2 separate regions of the Homo sapiens genome follow, and region 2 is linked to region 1. The links are chromatin loops, found by intact Hi-C in ENCODE. Cell type or tissue: PC-9. All regions are shown on one strand. Each heading gives the region's core, and the rest is flanking DNA. Links, peaks and the distances in the headings are about the cores only. Region 1 overlaps FAH (fumarylacetoacetate hydrolase). Region 2 has its middle 150 kb from the start of TRC-GCA5-1.

Region 1 (2,633 bases), core at 134-2,633:
TGGGTCTCTAGGAAATGCAGCCAAGGAAGGGGCATCAGCAGGTCAAAGGTCACAGGAGCCAAACCAGAGATGTTCCTGAAAGCCACAGGAGGGGAGAGAAAGGGAAGGTGGGCAGCAGACAGGCCGAGATGGAGAACAAAGCCTGGCCTGTGAGGAAAGGCTGGGCCTGAAAGCGCATTGCAGGGCCCCTGGAAGGCAGAGGGGTCACAACAGAAGTAGACAGCCCTGGCTGGTGCTGGAGCCAGCTAGGGAGGCAGCTTGGATGGCTGGGCCAGAACGCCTGCACTCCGGCCAAAAGCAGTGTTTTCCAAAGCATGGTACATGAGTCACCCACGGGACATGAGATCGTTTTTGGTGATACTAATGGTTATGAAACAGTGTAGCTAGTGATGCCAGTAGGAATATAAAGTTCCCTTCTTAATATATTAAGTTTAAACTGGGAGCCACTCTGAAGGAAAACATTAAGTAAATAATAGTTCAGAGGGGGAATAGTAGTGTTGTACCTAAATGGTGTTGGGGAAGGGCTGGCACAGAGGAAGGCAGGCAAAACCCTGTGATGACCGACCCGGAAGAAGGCAGATGACTGGAGGACAAGCAAAGAGAGGCTGTGGCCTTGCAGCCCTAGGGAGACTAGACAAGGCCGCTGCCAGCTAGAGAGAAAGTCAAGTCCTGGCGACTGAAAATGACCAGGGTGGGCAGGGGGTGCTGTGGTAGGGAGCAGCGAGGAGAGAGCAAGGGATGAGGGTGAAAGCCCCACAGGACTTCACTAGAACTGGCTTGCAAGGAAAGACCTCAGGGTTGTTTGTAGCACAGCAAACATGAGATGACCCCAGAGGCAGAGGAGCATGGGAGAGCAGTGTGGGTGCAGGACCAGCACCGGGTGTTGGTAGAGGCCCCCAGCAAATGCGTGGTGAGATGCTCAAGCGAGGATGTGCAAATGGCTGGGAGCTCAGCCTGGATCCCCACAGGGAGGTCAGAATTGGAGAGGGGCATCGTGAGGACTCAGAGACACTGGAGAACGAGGACAGGTCACATGCCAGAAACCAAGGGGTGAGGGAATGCCAACAAGAGTGAGGGGCCACAGGAAGTCCATGCTGAAGGGGACACAAGGTCATGACACTGACTATCGGGTCACAGGTGACTCTGGCCAGGTGTTGCCAGTGATGGAGTGGGGCAGATTGCAACAGGCTGAGAAGGGAGGACTGGAACCAGGGGTCAAGGCCTAGACCCAGTGGTAGACCAAGCGGTGCCGGGAACCAGAGGCTGCAGGGACTCCCTGTTGCTGGGCTCCAAGCTGCATTCTATGAGTTGGGGTCCAGGTGGCGCCATTTGCACAGAACAAGATTTGATGGCCACCTGGGAGGTTGTGCAATGTTGGTACCTGCAGGGACTCCTCCTGCCAACTGGCCAGATCCCCCGGGTCTTGCAAGATTCTTAAGGTTACAAAATTCTGTGTTTTCTCCAAGAACTGTGCCAGGGCCAGGGAAACCACAAGGGAGAATGATGCCCTGGCTGCCTGGAAGTAATCGTGGCCAGGAACTCCCAGGCACTCTGCTGTGGGCATGCCGTGGGCACAGAGCTTCCCTCCTGATGGTCTGCATGCCTGGCATGTCCACTCAGTGGGCAAGCAGCCTCAGAGGCAGCAGGGCTGGGTTTGGGAGCTTCCTGCAGAGAATGTGCTTACCTGCTTCGGGTTGGGCACAGCAAAGGGCATGAGAGCATCCATGGGCACCACCCACGGAGAGACAGTGGTCCCAAAACTCTTCCCAAGGAATGGCCCGAGAGGGACATACTCCCACTTCTGAATGTCTCGTGCTGCAGAAGAAGGGCACAGCCAGGACTTACAAAGGCTGATCAGGGCATCTCCCAACGACCCCCTCCTGCCCTTGACCAAGGAGCAGAGACACCTAGCACTGCCATCTCCACAAAGATCAGCCCCAGTCAGGCTGCCCCAGGACAAAGGGGCAAGAGCATTCAATGCCAAGGACAGAGGTCCTTTGAGGGCACTGTGCCAGGTTACAGCAAAGAGAAGGATGACCAAACGGTGGTCAGGATATCTCCCAGGAAGGGGCTGGAAGCTCATTCTCAAACTATGAGAGAGACACTTTCTGGGGCTTATGGTGCCATCTTCCTCCCACGTATGGCAAAGGGTTGAGAGCTCAGGCTCAGAAGCTGGACTGTTTTGCTTCAAATCTTAGTTCAGCAACTAACTGAAATCTCCCTGTGCCTCAGTTCCTCATCTGTAAAATGGGAAGATAATATTGCACATACCGTGTAGGGATCAGCGGGAGAATATACGAAGGGTGTTAAGCACAGGGCCTGACACATAAGTGCTCAGTAAATATTAGTTATGATGTCAGCCGTGTCCCTAGCCACTCGAGAAAATTGGAGCTCAGAGGAGTTAAGTGAGTGGCCCGAGTTCTTAGAGCTGAAAGTCTGTTTGATACCCAGACCCCCACTCTCAGTCACTGCATCACCTGCCACTTTTGACCTGCACCAGATCTTCAGCTTCTATGAAATTGCCCCAAGTCCCCAGCCTCCTCCCCGTCATCTCTACAGGAGCAGAGCTCCAGTAATTACCACTCCAGTCGTTCATAAGGACCATTCCAAAAATGTGCTCATGGGCCTTGGAA
Region 2 (17,238 bases), core at 1,033-3,532, 580 kb after region 1:
TGCCACAAATTGACCCAAATTGAGACCCCTTTAAACCCCTTTAAACAGGAAGACTCTCTGTTTGCCACTTACTCAGATATATGCCCACCATTCATGAGCATTGCTAACAAATATGACACATCTATTTTCCTTAAAAAGCTCCCAAACTCATGCACTATTTTTAGCTTGCTCCAATTCTTCTGGGAGGGTTCACTGTGGCAGATTTAGGCTGGTAAAATTGCTAAATTGTGTTAATTCTGAGGAAATCTTTCTGATATATTTAAATCCAGGAACTGAATCTTCATGAATCTATTTTATAATTTATGGCACTCAATTCAATTCAACAAACATTCATGAAGTGCCCTCTCTGTACCACGTGCTGAGCCCAACCCTTGGTAGGAAATGGGTAACAAAAAAAGGTGTAAGATGTTCCTGCCTTCTGCAAGCTTGCCATCTGAAATGTACAAATTGCAAATGACAAATCACTATAGGCAATGGAGAGAAGGAAAGTGCAGAGATAGGAAAGTTCTGTGAATAGAAACAACCCAAATGAAGGTTCTGTATGGTACAGAGTGATATGTAGGGGCAGTCAGGGCTGGAGGGGTCCTTTTAAACCCCATATCAAGGGTGCAGCTAGTGGCAAGGCAGCAGGCCAGAGAAAGGAGACATTTTAACATCCCATCCCAGGGGCATGGTGCCTCTTAGAATCTCAGCTGTAACGCAGATTGGAAGATTCGTTTAGGGACAGTAATTACATAAAACTATTTTTTGGTTGTTTGTTCACTATCTCAAGCTTCTCTTCCTAGAATACGAATTCAGGTTGCAAATACAATACCCACATCTTCATTTTCCACTGATGTCTCATGTCTTTAGCATTAAAATGAGGCTGAGGGCCATCGATTTCTTCTGTAGATAAAGAGCCAGCCACTGGCACCAGCAAATGGCCCCTCCCCAGAGTGGTGTGAAATGTGGTTATTTATTTGGTAAGAAAATATATTACTCATTATCCCTAACTGCACCTAGAGACATCCAAACCTACCCAGCCAACCAGCTTATTTTTCCTGTAAAGCAAGATAGAAATAAAACATGGTATAAAGCAGAAGAGGAAGTCCCTCCTTCAAAATGACTCCAGAAAGTGGTGGTCAAGGAAGCTTTTCTCGAACCCTTCTGGAAGAGATAGATTCAACCTTCAGAGGCCTAGCAAGAAGAGCTATGCTAATACTCCTGTGCCATATATAATTAAAATGCTACCGAACCATGAAATCTATGTAAGAATGTCCAAAAAATTCTGATTTTCCCATAATGATAATTCAAGGCTTCTTTTTGGATAGATCGATATTCTTTTATTTTTTTCCTCCATTCTTTTATGTTCTTGCCTTGCCTGTCTGCCCAGTCTGCCTCTTGGGAAACCCAGTCCTGCTGGTCAGCCTCCAGTGATACTCCCATAGGACCTCCTGCTACCCTCTAACAGAGCTGGCACTTAACTCCCTTCACAGAAAATACTCACCGGTGCCTCACCTGTACCAGACTGTGAGCTTGTGGGGGCTAGGAATCATGTTCCTTTTGGGGACTGGATGCTGGGCACAGGTCCTGGCTTGTGGTAGGGGTTGAGTGAGTATCTGTTGAATGAGGGTCTTTGGTCATCTTGACACCTGGGTGGATGGATACCTCAGCAGCCAAAGCTAACAATAGAAAGGGATGATGAGTGGGGGTCAGGCAGGACTGTGGCCTGGGAGTATGGTGCCTACTGCAAGGGACCCTGGGAGGGAGATCAAGGCTTATTAGATAATAATTAGGGCTTGATTTAGACTTAGTTCTGGCTGGCACCGGAGGGCTGCTCTGATGAGTGGGGCATAAGGACAGAAGGTGCAGTTTGATCATGAAAATTTTGTTTCTGAGTGAGTGAGCAACTCAGAGCAGGACCTAGCTGTTGGAACTACTGGACTCAGGGTCTAGCATCTTTCCCCCATACCCAGCCTAACAGATATGAGCCAAGAATGCCAGGAAAGAGAATTGAAGCATCAACTTTGTTGGATGCAGAAAAGAAGGAGAAGGTCAAGGAAAGACTCTGACCCGATGGACATAGGAGTGTCTGATGCTCTTCCTGGATACTAAATCTTTGGCCACAGAAGTCTAGGTGAAGCTGTGGTTCCTGATCATAACATACTCCAGCCTCTAGGAGGAGCTCAAGAACCTCACAGGGTGGACCATGGGCTCCTACCCACAGGTGAAGCTGTGGTTCCTGCTCATAACATACTCCAGCCTCTAGGGGGAGCTGAAGAACCTCACAGGGTGGACCGGGGGAGTAAAGCTGATGGGGCAGAGAGGTCATGTGATTGGATCGCACTCTTAGGAGGCAGAGTGTGCACAAGAAAGAGGTTTAAACTGTAATTTCTTGGCTTATTTCTTTTTAGATCGTTTTACTGTCATTGGCCAGTGTCTCATATTCTTACACTCTTTCTCCTTCATCATCAGAGACAAAAAGGAGACAAATATACTTGTCCCAGAAAAGATGTCTGTGGTAGGGAGTTCAGTGTCTCCAGTTGAGCAGGAAAGACAGACGCTGATGAAAGAGACAACTCTTGTGACAGAGTCTTGCCCTACGTAGCAAGTCTGAAGCCCAAGGCATTTTAAAAGCAGGTATTTTCAACAGCGGCCTGTAAATGCACATTTTAAATAACAGATTGTGCACATGACCTAACACTGAATCCATTAAAACGGGAACTGTGGCTTATTTTTAAAGCCTCCACTAATGCTGCTTTGGCTTAAAAAAAAAAAAAAAAGCCTCATGTGCTATCCATAGTACAGAATTCCAGTCCCATAGAGTTCCATATCAATAACATCTGCTGATTCTGCCTTTTGAACAAAGTAATCAATCCTCCCCTGGAGGCTGCAGTGGAGAAAAGGAAGCACACAGTCTGGGAAGCCATCTGTGCAATTCTCGACCTGGCCGGTGTCACCTCAAATGTCGCCGAATGCACTTGACTCCTCCTGGGAAGCACAGAGGGGCCTTCAAGGAGACCCCTCGTCCTGCCATTTTGCAACCTGACTGCACTGCTTCTAATTATTGCATTTTTCAATGTGTTTATATGTGTCATAGCTTCCGAGGTGAGGCACCCACCAACTCTGACACCACTCCTGGCTGTGGGAACAGCTGTCAGGGATGCTGCCTGTCCAGGTGTCTGGAAGATGATTTATAGTATGTATCTGAGCAGACTGGTGATATTTTATTAATCAAAATGTCAGAAAATCTAATGATAATGTGCTTGCTACAGGTCTTAACATTTTCAATTTTTTAAATAAACATTTTAGATGCCGACTTTGGGTTTCTGTATAAAAGATAATATTATGGAATACCATTAGAGAAACCTTAATGTTAGTATTAATATTGGGGGATAATAAGAATTTATTTTGCTTTTTTTTAAACAAAGATTACAGTTTTACTGTATGCACATTTAAGAAATCCCAAGCTGATCTCATTCTACAGAGACAGGGACTATTATTCTTGTTTTGTATCTGGGAAAAATGAATGTTTCAAAAGGCATATTCGTAAGTAATCAATGAGTAAGATTTTTGATGGTTTGTTTTTCATATTTTTAAAATGCCTTCTGCATGCCTTGACTTGCAAAGTTCTTTCACAAATGCTGTCGTTTTAAACTTTACTTTCAAAACATTTTTGTGTAATAGATATTATTATCTCCACTTTACGGATGAGGAAATCAGGCTTATGTAACTCACCTACATCACGCAACCAGTAAGTTTCAGAAATGGGTTTCAAACTCAACTCTCTGGCAGACCGTTCCCTCTCTTAGCCCAGTACACTATCTCATTCGCTTATTTGCCCATTACTTTGATCAGCTAGCATCTGAGTGTCTGTTTCCCATGTTCCCAGACTTGAGCACAACATCAGAAATACAGAGGCAAAAGCACAGGATTTATTCTTGAGGAGTTCCCAGTCAGATGGTGAGTTGAGAATGTCAATTAAATATGCTAAGATACTTGAGAATATTTTAAAATTTAAAATGATTATTTAATACACATCCATTGAGCACTTATATGTGCCTAATATTATGAGAAACACCAGAGACATAAAGGAGAATGAGACGTAGACCCCTATGTTAGGTGTCCCAGTCTAGCTGGTAAGCAGCATAGAGTCAATAAATCTCACACTGCAAACTCAGGTGTGCAAGAAATGCACCTTTGTGTTCATGATCCAACTTAGTTCTATTTTAGCTCATGTGGTACGAGAGCAGAGGAAACTTAACTTCCGTCAGTTGGGGTGTCAAGGCTTTTGCATGTATGTAGCTGTTGGGAGGTGGACAAGGTTCTTGATGATGAATCCACACAGGTCAGAGCAAAGGCATCTTTTATTCTCATCCACGTGGCCCCTTTCTATGCTGCCTCTGGGGGGATTGTCATACCTGGTGGATTGGGAACATTTCTACTCATTCTGCTCTGCAGGCTGGAAAGGAGTTGGGTACCAAGGCCACCTGAATACTGCTGGCAAAATGGTTCATAGCTGCCTCCTTTATCTGTCCCTTGATTCAGAGACCAAGGATGTGCGACCTAGAAAATTGCTGATCTGTTAGCCTGATATATGAAATTGCCTGGCTGTTGTTTTCTGATGGGCCACCCACTATTTTTCCTTATTGATTGCAAACTCCCCCAAAACAGCTCCAAGGTAAGTAGAAAAGGAAGTGACCCGTGAATTCCAGAAGGTGCAATTCCTGAAAGACCCAGAACCCTCTGAAAGTAATGTATGCTGGGAACAGTAATTTCAAAGTACTTCCAGTAGGTGGAAGTCGCCTGGAATTGGGAACTACACTGGGATGTGTGCATGTCAATTTACGTTCTGCTGTAATCAGAGAAAAGTATTTGGTTATTTCACAAGGAGACAGAAAGTCAGGTCAAGAGCAATCTGCTCACCTTGTCTTTTGACAATTCCCTTCTTTAAACATATCTTGCCTGGTTAAGGAAGAGTGAAGAAGAGCAGGGGTGGGAAAGGGGTTCTAACAAAAATCTTGCAAAATAAAAGATGGAGAACAGCACCAGACAGACAAAGAGGAAAGAAGACTCCTCTGAAAATTACCTACTGTAGGCTCTAAAGAAGAAATTGCAAGATGGTCTCTGGCAAATTCAACACACGGTGGAGCTGCAGTGCAGTCAGGGCACTGAGGCAGAAGCCTAGTCCTGCAGCTGGAGCAAATCCCAGCAGGTTAGGGAAGACCAAAACTAAGCATTCTGGCCTCTGGCTTCATGTTTCAGGCAGTACCCACTGCTCTGGCCCTCTCTTGACTCTATTGAACTGTTGTAATTTTCCATAAAGGCTTTGCTTCTGTCTCTAGATTATCAACGTGCAGCCCCAACCCCACTCCTGACACTTGCCTGACACAGCTTTTACATTACAGGTAGATATCACCAATTCTGTTTGGGTTACCATGGCTCCCAGAGCTTCTTTCTATTTCTATTCTACCACTTACCATACTGCATGATAATTGTTCTGTTTTTTAATTTTTCTGTCTTCCTATTAGACTCTGTTCTTACTGCTAGCAAAGAATGATTTTTGTTGTTGTTGCAACCACCATTTATTGGGCACTCTCTTTGGGTATGCTAAGCCCTTTATGTGTAGTGTCTCACTTAGGCTCAACCCAATCCCATACCTACTCCTGCCCTACAGATAGAGAAGCTGAGGCATAGAGAGAGTAAGCACCTTGCTTGAGTGCATAGTGCTGGCAAGGGATGGAGCCAAGTTTCAAATCCATGTTCTTTGGAGCGCAAAACCTGTTTTCTTTGCCAAGAAGCTATACCCCTTCTGGAGGCCCTCAGAAGCCACAGAGGGAAAATATTTAGGAGCTAATAGGCACACAAGTAACGGGCCAGGACTGGAAACCTTGTGGGGTGATGGTGGAGTGGTGTGTACATAAGAGCTGGAGATATAGATTCTGTGAAGCTGAGATGAAGGAGGCCCTCTCATTCTTCTTGGTTGGGCTAGGGGAGGAAGACCTTCCTTCTACTTCCTAAGCTCCAGCAGTTCTGTGACCAGGAGATTGCTAGTCCGGGGAACATACCTGGATCTCAGTGGATGGTTCCAGGGTTTAGCGGTCTTGCTAAGGTTAATAACACCACCTCTGATGTTGCTGGGGTCCTGGGAGCGACATTTAGAAGCTCCCAGGCCTGGACTCAAATCAAAGACGAGTTCTGGGTCTCAGGAAGCCCCTATAGGACTGTTATTGTGCTTCAAGTTGTCATTTCTTTATTTCTCTCTCCACACAGAGCCATTGCCCGTCCCACTCATTCAATAAGCAATTACCGAGTGCTTACTTCATCTCAGGGCCTGTGTCTATTCCTGGAATACAGAGACAAGCAGGAGACAGTGCTTGCCCTACAGGAGCCCACAGCCCAGTGAGAGAAATAGCGAGGAAAGAATAATACAATAGGCATGATGAGTGAGCTCAGGGTTCTTTGGGATCCTCAAGGAAGGTATGTGTCCCAATTTGGAAGCAGGCAAGAACGTGGAACATTCCCTAGGTAGGTAGCTGAACTGAGTCTGGGAAAAATATGAGCATGAGTTGACCCAGAAAAGAAGTCAGAGAAGCAAAGACACAAAAGTGAGAGGGACGTAGTAGTTCATAACAGCTGGAATTTGGTGTGTGTTCTGGAGACTGATGGAATTGAGTCCAGGTCCTGATTGAAAGGTAATTAGTGAGCCTGATTAAGGTCCTGGATGTTACACTGAAAGAAGTAGGGTCCATTTCTCCCTGCTGAGATCTGGCTGGGCTTGAACAGGTGCCTGCCTCTCTAGCTTGGACCAGATTTCCATCAACACAGCCCTGTCTCTCCAAAAGACTATCTTAACTTGCACAGATTTTTAAATTTTTCTATGCCATGGGCTTCTCTGGGAGTCTCATGAAGTCTATAGACCCCTTCTTGGAAAGGGGTGTGTGTTTTTAAAACTTCTTACTTTGAAATAATTTTTGATTTACAAGAGTTGCAAAAATAGTTAAAAAGTTCATGTGTACTCTTCACCAGCTTCCCCTACTGTGTTAACACTTTACATAACCATAGCGTATTTATCAAAACTAAGAAATTAACATTGTTACATTACTAAGAACTAGACTCCAGACTTTACCCACATCTTATCAGTTTTCCACCAATCCTTTTCCATTTCTGAATGTTCCAGTGTGGATCCGATCCAGGATTCCATATTGCATTTAGTGGAATAAAGTTTTTAAATGCAGAAAGCAAAATACAAGAAACTACAAAGTGAACCAAATTAAAAGATAATTACAGAAATACTAAAAATAATATGAAGAATATGTGATTAGTCATTTGTATGTCTATTAATCCATTAAAAAGAAGAATATACATGTAAAATAGAAGGGAGTGAAAGTTAAGTTTTATTTTTTAAAGACAATGTAAAATTGGCTGTGGCTTAACTTGAGCTGAGCCATAAACTTGGAGTGGTTTTTGACTCATTTCTTTTCTGTATGAATCAATGGGCAATGGGAGATAGGGAATACTGGAAGGCAACAGAGGTGTCTGGGTCACCCTGTGAGAGTGACCAAGTTACCTGACCTCACAGTTTGGTGGCTGAACTTCTGCCACGTGTGGAGCTGCTTAATAATTGCTCAGCCATATTGCACAGCCTTCTCTAGGCAGGAAGATTGAGATCCAGTGAGGGATTTAATAACCACCCTAATTTCAGCAAGTGTAAATTATATTTCTAAATGTCTGCAACAACTGAACTGCCTGAAGAAATATCTGTGATTTCTCCTGGGGGACAAAAGTTACAGATATTGATAATATGATTTGTAGGCTATATTCATAATGAAATGAAACGCTAAATTTAAGTTGAATGTTAGTGAAAATAAAGATATATTTATTTTCCAACTAAGTTTACAGATCCCTTGAATTCTGTCCATCGAGTTCCAGGTTATAATCATGGAACTCCTGGAAGTTTATAAATTAGGGAGCCCCTATCTTGGAATGAATTCAAAATACGTTTGAAAGCTACAGTTAAAAATAATTAGAGTCAACTTTTTTAAAATGTGAGGGTTTCATGTAATTATTCAAATTTCAACTTCTTTTGAAAAACTCGAGCTTCTGTGCCACTGGGCTTCCATCACAGCAGGGCAACAACAGCTGGAGCTGAGTAAAGGCCAGTCATATATGCAGATCGGGGTGGGAGGGCCAATGCGCCACAATCCCTACAACTTCCTTTTATGTCCGTAGCACTGAACCAAAGATCAGTTATCATTACCCATCCTTCTTTCACTGTGATTATTTTTTAATACTTGCCTCCGTTTACTCATTTATTTTATTTGTCTGGTTCCTATGGGCATGTTAGTTTGTAATCTCTTATTTCTGAGTTGGGAAGAAGAGAAGGAGCCTCCGCGTCCTGAAATATCTTCCATATCAGGTGCAGCATTGGGTGCTTTACGTATGGTATCTCTTTGAGTTACAAAACCTGGGTCCAACTCTGGGATACATCACTCATTGTCCTCTTGACCGTGGGCCAGTGACTTCTGGGTCTTAGTTTTTTTTTTTTTCCCATTTGAAAAAGAGAAAGTCTGGCTGGGGCATTGGTTCACACCTGTAATCCCAGCACTTTGGGAGGCCGAGGAGGATCACTTGAAGTCAGGAGTTCGAGACCAGCCTGGGCAATATGTTGAAACCCCACCTCTACTAAAAATACAAAAATTAGTTGTGTGTGGTGGCACACACCTGTAGTCCCAGCTACTTGGGAGGCTGAGGCAGGAGGATCACTTGAACCTGGGAAGAGGAGGTTGCAGTGAGTCGAGATCACACCACTGCACTCCAGCCTAGGCAACAGAGCAAGACTCTGTCTCAAAAGAAATAAAATAAAATAAAATAAAAAAGAAAAAGAGGAAGTCTGATTTGATGGTTTCTGAGGTCTCTTCTACCTCTGACACTCTTCCATTCCAGGTTCTCTGCTCCTCAGGGTCAGGGCCATGACTTACTCAGTGTGCAGCTGGTCATTGCACTATGCACAGCACCTGAAGCTAAGTTGCTCAATGAATAACTGATGAATGAATGAGCACATGATAATATAACCTGAAAATCTGTGGACAGAACTCAAGGGATCTGTAAACTTAGTTGGGAAACAATTATATCTCTATTGTCACTAAACTCCAAATTAAATTTAGCATTCTATTTCATTATGCATCTAGGTTACAAGTTATTATATTTGAAAAGATGAGAGAAGTTGGGAAGGTATCAGATTAAGAAAGAGTAGAAGAGAACTAAAAATTTTTTGAGTATCTACTGTTTCCCGGGACTTGAGCTAAGTTACTTAAGCACATTTTCTTGTCTCAGTGGAAGTATTGAAGCTCCAGCCCTAGCAGCTGTAACTGGTTCCCATGAGGACTTGGACATTTGTTTATTGTTGCACTCCCATGTCAATTCTGCTTCCTTTGTGAAACTGTTGATTCTGTCCCTTATGATGCCCCATCTCTTTACCCCACGCCCCAACCATCACCAAGAGCTAGTTGTGTGACCCAAGTGATGCCAATTAGACTCTCACCTGGGAACTGAAGATTGATACAGGAAAGTTAGACTGCCAGCATCCCTGTAAAAAATGCCTTCACTCTTTTAAGTTTGAATGCGTTTCTGTTACTTGAAGCTAAAGAACCCTGACAGATAAGTCTGAATAAGTACACAAACTGGTGATAGAGGTTTTTATCAAGCTCTATTTCCTAAAGGAGCAAATGGATTCTTCTCTGTTCCTTTATCTTAACGCGCTGTGGATAACACAAAAGGAGGCAACTAAAATCTTAGGGCAAAAGTATGTCCCAGAACCAGACGGGGAAGCAGCTGCTGTGTGTGTTTGGACTCTGCTTATACAAGAGGTGTAATCGATTTCTGCCCTTGCCAACAGGCCAGGCCATCCATCCACCTCACTGCAGTCTTAAAAGAACAAACAGAAGCATCCCTGAGAGTCCTCATGCATCAACTCCTTCTTGAAACTGACTCTCACATCACTCTCTCTTTCTTCAGGCTATCATTTCCCTCAGGAGTTTGGCCCTAGGAATAAGAGAAGCAGGGGTTTATATGTAGGAGGGCTTCTGAGTTTCAGAAAGAAATCACTCTCCTTGGTTTCTTCTTCTTCTGTCTAAGAATGCAGGCAAGTTTCCTCTGGTCTTTTGGAGCAGGCAGAACAGGTAAGGAGTGCCTTAATGGTTTTGTTCATGAGAACAACTGGCAGTTAACAGGTTCCATCCACATCTGGGTTTAGTGTAGAGAGAACAGGAGATCTGAAAGGTCATTTTTGCTCTGGGAAGAAATAACTTGAGTAGTATTTTTCCATTTTAAATGAACTTTCTTTTTCCTTGGCTGGATAAATGCTGTTTCTCTTTATGGTCCTTTCACGTGTAATTCAAATGTTGCTGGGGAAAAATCCAAGGGAAAGGCTGGCTATCTGGATGTGTACTATCCTTCTACAACACACAGACACTGGTTTGATTTATAAGATAACATTTTTCTGAACTACATAACCAAACTTTTTAAAGAAAGGACTGAAATCCCTAGGTGTTAGAAATAACACAAAGGTTTTTTAAACAGATGAAATGGAAGCCCAAACAGGTATGGAAACAAGATATAGATGCTAGTGGATAGGAGTTCCAATACTTATACTGGGGCAAAACCTGTGGTTTGAACATATGTGAGGCAGTGAATTGTATGACGACTTTGAACATGATATGCCATTTGAAACATACACCTATGAAAAGAGGCTACAGAAGTTCCCCACTAACCCAGGTAAGTGGGAGGCAGCTTGCTGCATATCTGAGGCTCTGGGTAGAAACTGAAGCTCCAAGCCTATGCCTTACATGATGTAGGCTGTGAGTTTTTACTAGCCACCAAGTGTGCAAATTGCAGACATAAAGGATCAATAGAATTCTTGGGACTTCAGCAAAGTATCTCTGTGAGATACTTTAAAAAACTATGGCATGTGGGACTTCTCAGAAAAAAAAAATCTAATTAATATGTATTCACAATAATAAATTACAAACCACACAAGGAATTGAACCACCATGAGGTAAAGCAGATACAATAAATAAGAGAATTCACACACAAACAGAAATATTAAAACCATTTGGGACCACAAAAAGAATTTGTTTAAAACGGTTGAAGTAATGAAAAAACTGAGCAATACATAAAAGAATAAATACATATATGTATATATAAATAGAAACTACTTAGATTACAAAATACAGTATTTAAAATGAAAAACACAGTGAATGGGTTAAATAGCAGTTTAAACATATTTAAAGAGAATTAGTAAACTGGAAGGTAGAGCTGAGTAACCCACCCACAGTATAACACAGGATTTAGAAATGGAAAATATCAGATGTGAAAGAAGGAGAAGATTTACATGTATCTAACAGGAGTTTCAGGAAGGGAGGGCAGAGTAGAGGGCATATTTGAAAAATAGTAGGTGAGAAGTTTCCAGTATTGTTAAGGCCATAATTCTGTTAATTGAGGAAGTATATTGAGTATAGAGCAAGACTAATTTCATAAGTAGACATAGCATAATGAGATGACAGAGTAATAACAACAAAGACAACATCTTTTTTAAAAATCATAAAATGAAACAAAGCAAAGTAAATTAGAATGTAATTCCAATTACACTGATGTAATTAGAATGACTGTTTTTTCAGCAATATTAAAGACCAAAAGATTAAATATTAGCTTCAAAGTACTGAGGAAAAATAACTAACCTAGGTAAACTATTATTTTAGAGAGAGAGGATAAGAAAAAACTTCCAGGCACAGAATAAGAGTTCATTACTTATAGATAATTACTGCAACAACTGATAATAATATAATATAATTCAGTAAGAAACACACTGGATATAAAAGAATGTTTGGAATACAAGAAGCTGTAGTAAGCAAATAAGTAATAGTAAATGTAAACAACCATTTATTGTCAAAACAATCTTAACAATAAAGACAAATTTTTGGAAGGCCAAAACCAAGCTGGAACTAAAATAATATAAAATTGTGGTATATAGTGTGGTAGCCACTAGCTACATGTGATTACTGAGCACTTGAAACATAGCTAGTACATCTGATGAACCAAATTTTTTATTTTACTTAATTTTGATTAATTTAAACTTAGCTTTAAACCAGTATAATTTTTTTATTAAACACAATTTTATTGTTTTAATAGGATTACATTTCATATTAGTGACTATATTATGTAAGACACTATTTTTTATTACAGTGGGCATGTTGAGTACATGCCTTATTTCCAATATAAACACAAACCACACAAATTGACCTAGTCAGTATCAATCACTTAAACCCATCATTTATCTAGTCAGTATCAATGAGCTGATTCAGTTTGACTAAGCTGTTTTCTCTGCATGGATACAATCTTGTAACATGCTTGATTGTATTGTACAAATTACTTGAGTTATAGCATTTGAGTTTATAACTTTGGCCACCTATAAAATGTCTTGGATTCTTCCATGACAACTAAAGCCATTTTTGGATGGAGAGATAGTGAAATAAATTATTGCTTATTGTTATGGTAATATTGGTAGAAAATTATGAAAAAAGACTGAAAATGATTTCTTTACAAAAAGCGAAAGATTTTCAATTAAGCTACCAATTTTCCATAGGACACAAGGCTTTTATAATAATAGCAAAGATCAATTGAATCAAAGCTTGAAAATTGCAAGTTTTTTTTTTTAGCTTTAGGTGAATTGTGCAATAGGAGATATTATCCAATTAATACTTTGTGTGAGTTTGATCTCAAAGAACTTCCAAATTTATAAAGAAAGGTCAATACATGGCCTAAAATATCAAACTTGTGGCATAGATATATTTGAGCATTTTAATTTGTCAAAGAATTTTACATAGACATAAGTTGCTCTAGCTACGTAAAATAAAAATGCATTGAAATTTCAAAATGAGACCATGTTTTCGGTACTGCTTCATTATAATGTATGACATGTTATTGCAAATATTTGCGCCTGGTTTCCTGATGCAGACTCTATAAAAAGTATCATGCATACGGTTGCCAAAAGCATTGTGAATGCTATGAATTATCACTATTTTTTAAAACTGCTGTAACAAATGGAAATGAATTTAATGATAGTTTATTTTTTGCCAATTTTCGTTGGTTAAAACATGGCAGAATTTACAAATATTTAACTCCAATTCAAGATTTTCTTAAAACAGAAGGAGTGCTTTCTAAATATTTAATAATCAAAGACAAAAATGGCAGTAATTTATACTTTTTCACTGATATCACACTATATATAAATGAGATAAATTTGAAGTTCCAAAGAAAGGAAAATCTATACAAATTAGAGAGATATGGGGATTCATGTTGAAATAGAAACTTTTTACAATACAAACCAATAATAATAATTTTACACATTTTTCTAACATGTATCAATACACATGCCAGCATTATATAAATTGGCTGCAAAACTACAAGATAAATTGTAAGAATATTTTATTAATATTAATAAATTTATAATTGGCTTTTAATTTATGCAGTACCCTCTTTGAATTACATGCTAACAATAGTGTGTTAAAACAAGAGTTAGTGAGTTTATTTAAACTGAACAGATGTAGTTTGGGAACAGATATGCTTTTACTTCAAATACAAACTATTCTAGAAAACATTGAACAACTTTTGTCAATGTGGATGCAAATGTTACAAAAGTTATCTTTCGAAACAACTGGTGTGTCAAAGAGGAAATTGCAAGGAAAATCTAAAAATATCTTGATACAAATGAAAACAAAAACACAACATACCAAAACTTATAGAATGCAGTAAAAAGTGGCCAAGGGGAAATTCATCAGTGTAAACACTTACATTAAAAAAGAAAAAGAAAATCTCAAATCAACAACCTAATTTTACACCCTAAAAAACTAGGAAAAGGAAAACAAACTAAACCGAAAGCTGGAATAGAGAAGGAAATAATTTAAAATAAAGCAAAGATAAACAAATTAGACACTACACAAACAGTAGAGAAAATCCTCAAAACCAAGAGTTGATTTTTTAAAAAGATCAACAAAATTGACAAATCATTAGCTAGATTAAGGAAAAAAGATGGAAGATTCTAATAACTAAAATCAGAAATAAAACGGGACATTACAACCAGTTTCACGGAAATAAAAGGAATATAAGAGAATACTATGAACAACTGTTTGCCAAAAAATTGCATAACCTAAATCAAATGAATAAATTTCTAGAAACACACACCTATCAAGACTGAATCATGAAGAAATGGAAAATCTGAACAGAACTATAAGTAGTAAAGAGATTGAGTCAGTAATAAAAAACTTTCCAAAAAAGAATAGCTCAGGACCAGGTGGCATCACTGGAGATTTTTACCAAACATGAAAAGAATTAAAACCAATTCTCCACAAACTCTTCCAAAAATTGAAGAGAACGTTTTCAAGCTCATTCTACAAGGCTAGGATTATTCTGATACCAAAGCCAGACAGAGACTACAAGAAAATAAAACCGCAGACCAATCTCCCTGATGAATAGTGATGTAAAAACCCTCAACAAAATACCAGCAAACAGAATTTGACACGTTAGAATGATTACACACCATGACCAAGTGGGATTTGATCATGGAATGAAAGAGTGGTTCAACATAGAAAAATCAATCAAGTAATGCACCTAATTAACAGAATGAAGGGAAAAAAAACCACAAGATCATCTCAACTGATGTCGAAAAAAAATTTGACAAAACACCCTTTCATCAGAAAAACACTCAACAAACCAACAACAAAAGGAAACTAGCTCAGCATGATGAAAGTCATATATGAAAAGCCCACAGTTAACATACTCAAGGTGAAGAATTTAAAATGTTTCTTAGAAGACCAGGAACAAGGCAAGGATGCCCACTCTCACCACTACTATTCAATAGAGTACTGGAAATCCTAAGCAGAGTGTATAAACAAGAAACAGAGACAAAAGCCATCCAAATTTGAAAAGAAGTAAAATTATCTAGGTTTGCAGATGACATAATCAACAAGAAACGGAAATAAAAGCCATCCAAATTTGAAAAGAAGAAAAATTATCTATGTTTGCAGATGACATAGTTGTATATGCAGAAAACTCTATAAAGAATCTACAAAAATTGTTAACAACTAATAAACAATTTTAGCAAAGTTTCAGGATACAATATCAACACACAAAAATTAGTTGCAATTCCATACACTAACAATTATCAGTCCAGAGAGGAAAATATGAAAACAATCATACTCAGTATAGCATCAGGAATAACCTAATCAAGGTGATGAAAGACCTTTGTACTGAAAACTACAAAACACTGCTAAGAAACAAATCAAGGAAGATACAAATAAATTAAAAGACATCTCATGCTAATGGACTGGAAGACTCAATGTCATTAAAATGTCCATATTACCCAAAGCCATCTACATATTTAATCCAATCTCTATCAAAATCCTAATGGCATTTTTTTTTTCACAAAGGGAAAAAAATGCTGAAATTCATACAGAATCTCAAGGGACCTCAAATAGCCAAAACAATTTTGAAAAAGAACAAAGTTGGAGGCCTCACAATTTCTGGTTTCAAAACATACCACAAAGCAACAGTAATTGAGACAATGAGGTACTGGCATAAAGACAGATGTTTAGACAAATGAAACAGAACAGAGAGCTCAGAAATAAACTCTTGTATATTTGCCAATTTTTTTTTACTTAACAGAGAAAAAGCAGTCTCTGCAACAAATGGTGCTGGGAAAACTGGATATCCACATGCAAAAAAATGAAGTTGGATCCTTACCTTACACTATATAAAAATTAACTATTAATAAAAATTGAGCAATGGCCTAACCGTAAGAGATAAAACTCTATAGTTCTCAGAAGAAAATGCAGAGGACGAGTTTAATGATATTGGATTTGGAAATGATTTCTTGATACAACACTAGAAGCACAGGCAACAAAAGTAAAAAGATAAATTGTGCTAAATCAAAATTTTAAAATTCTGTGCATCAAAGGATATAATCGACAGAGTGAAAAGGCAACCTATGGAATGGGAGAAAGTATTTGCAAATCATAAATCTGATTAGGGGCTAACATCCAGTTGATATGTAAAGAAGTTTTACAACTCAATGATAGAAAACAACCCAATTTAAAAATGGGTAAAGAACTTGAATGAATATTCCTCCAAAGGTGATATACAAATGGCCAAAAAGTGAAAAGATGAAATATGAATATGAAAAGATACTCAATGTCACTAATAATTAGGGAAATGCAAATCAAAACCACAATAAGATATCACCTCATACCCATTAGGATGATAAAAGCCAGAAAATCACAAGTGTTGGTAAGGATGTGGAGAAATTGGAGCCCTTGTACTCTGCTGATGAGAATGTAAAATGATGCAGCGGCTATGAAAAACAGGTCCTCACAAAATTTAAAATAGAACTTCCATATGATCCAGTAATCCCACTTCTGTGTATGCATCCAAAAGAATTGAAAGCAGGTAAAGAAATATTTGTACACCCATTTTTCATAGCAGCATTATTCACAATAGCCAAAAGGTGGAAGCAACTCAATGATGTTCATCAACAGAAAAATGGACAAATGGTGATATATATGCAAATTGTGACAATGGAATATTATTTAGCCTTAAAAAGGACATTCTGATACATGTTACAACATAGGTGAACCTTGAAGACATTATGCTAAATGAAATAACAGTCACAAAAAGACAAATACTGTATTTTTCACTTATATGAGGTATCTAGAATAGTCAAACTCATAGAAATAGAAAGTAGAATGGTAGTTGCCAAGGGCTGAGGGGAGGGGACTAGGCAGTTGTTTAATGGGTATAGAGTTTCAGTTTTGCAAGATGAAAAAATTTTTGAGATTGGTTGTACAACAACGTGAATATATTTAGCACTACTGAACTATACACTTAAAAATAGTTAAGATGATGAATTTTGTTGTGTTACAATTGTAAATTTTATAAAATCTAAATACAGATCAAGTATTTCTGATAATTTTTTTTTCTTTCTTTCTTTCTTTTTTTTTTTTTTTTTTTTTTTTTTGCGACTGGATCTGACTTTTGCCCAGGTTGGAGTGCAGTGACACGATCTTAGCTCACTGCAACCTCCATCTTTCAGGCTTAAGCCATCCACCCACCTCAGCCAATTGAATAGCTGGGATTACAGGTGCACGCCACCATGCTTGCCTAATTTTTTTTTTTTTATTATTTGTAGAGACAGAGTTTCACCATGTT

What was found. A loop is a pair of places that touch in the nucleus more often than their neighbours do. Peaks named below come from ENCODE experiments on the same cell type or tissue, not always from the same donor. Only the 100,000 strongest peaks of a DNase experiment are listed, where the experiment ranks them.
Region 2: a loop joins it to region 1, with 5 times the contacts of the local background. A loop is called at or near these places in 2 of 110 quality-filtered maps.

The regions. Positions count from the first base shown.
Region 1 is chr15:80,172,196-80,174,828 of GRCh38, reverse strand. It overlaps FAH (fumarylacetoacetate hydrolase), which reads right to left. Exons shown (of 14, transcript NM_000137.4): 8 at 2,581-2,633; 9 at 1,685-1,815. Among named protein-coding and RNA genes, the nearest start is that of FAH, 21 kb to the right of the region's middle. In PC-9, for the core only: a CTCF peak has its summit at 1,308; a DNase peak (open chromatin) is centred at 1,348.
Region 2 is chr15:79,581,200-79,598,437 of GRCh38, reverse strand. No RefSeq gene overlaps it. Among named protein-coding and RNA genes, the nearest start is that of TRC-GCA5-1, 150 kb to the left of the region's middle. In PC-9, for the core only: CTCF peaks have their summits at 2,038 and 2,237 (motif pointing right); a DNase peak (open chromatin) is centred at 2,197; H3K27me3 peaks cover 342 bases.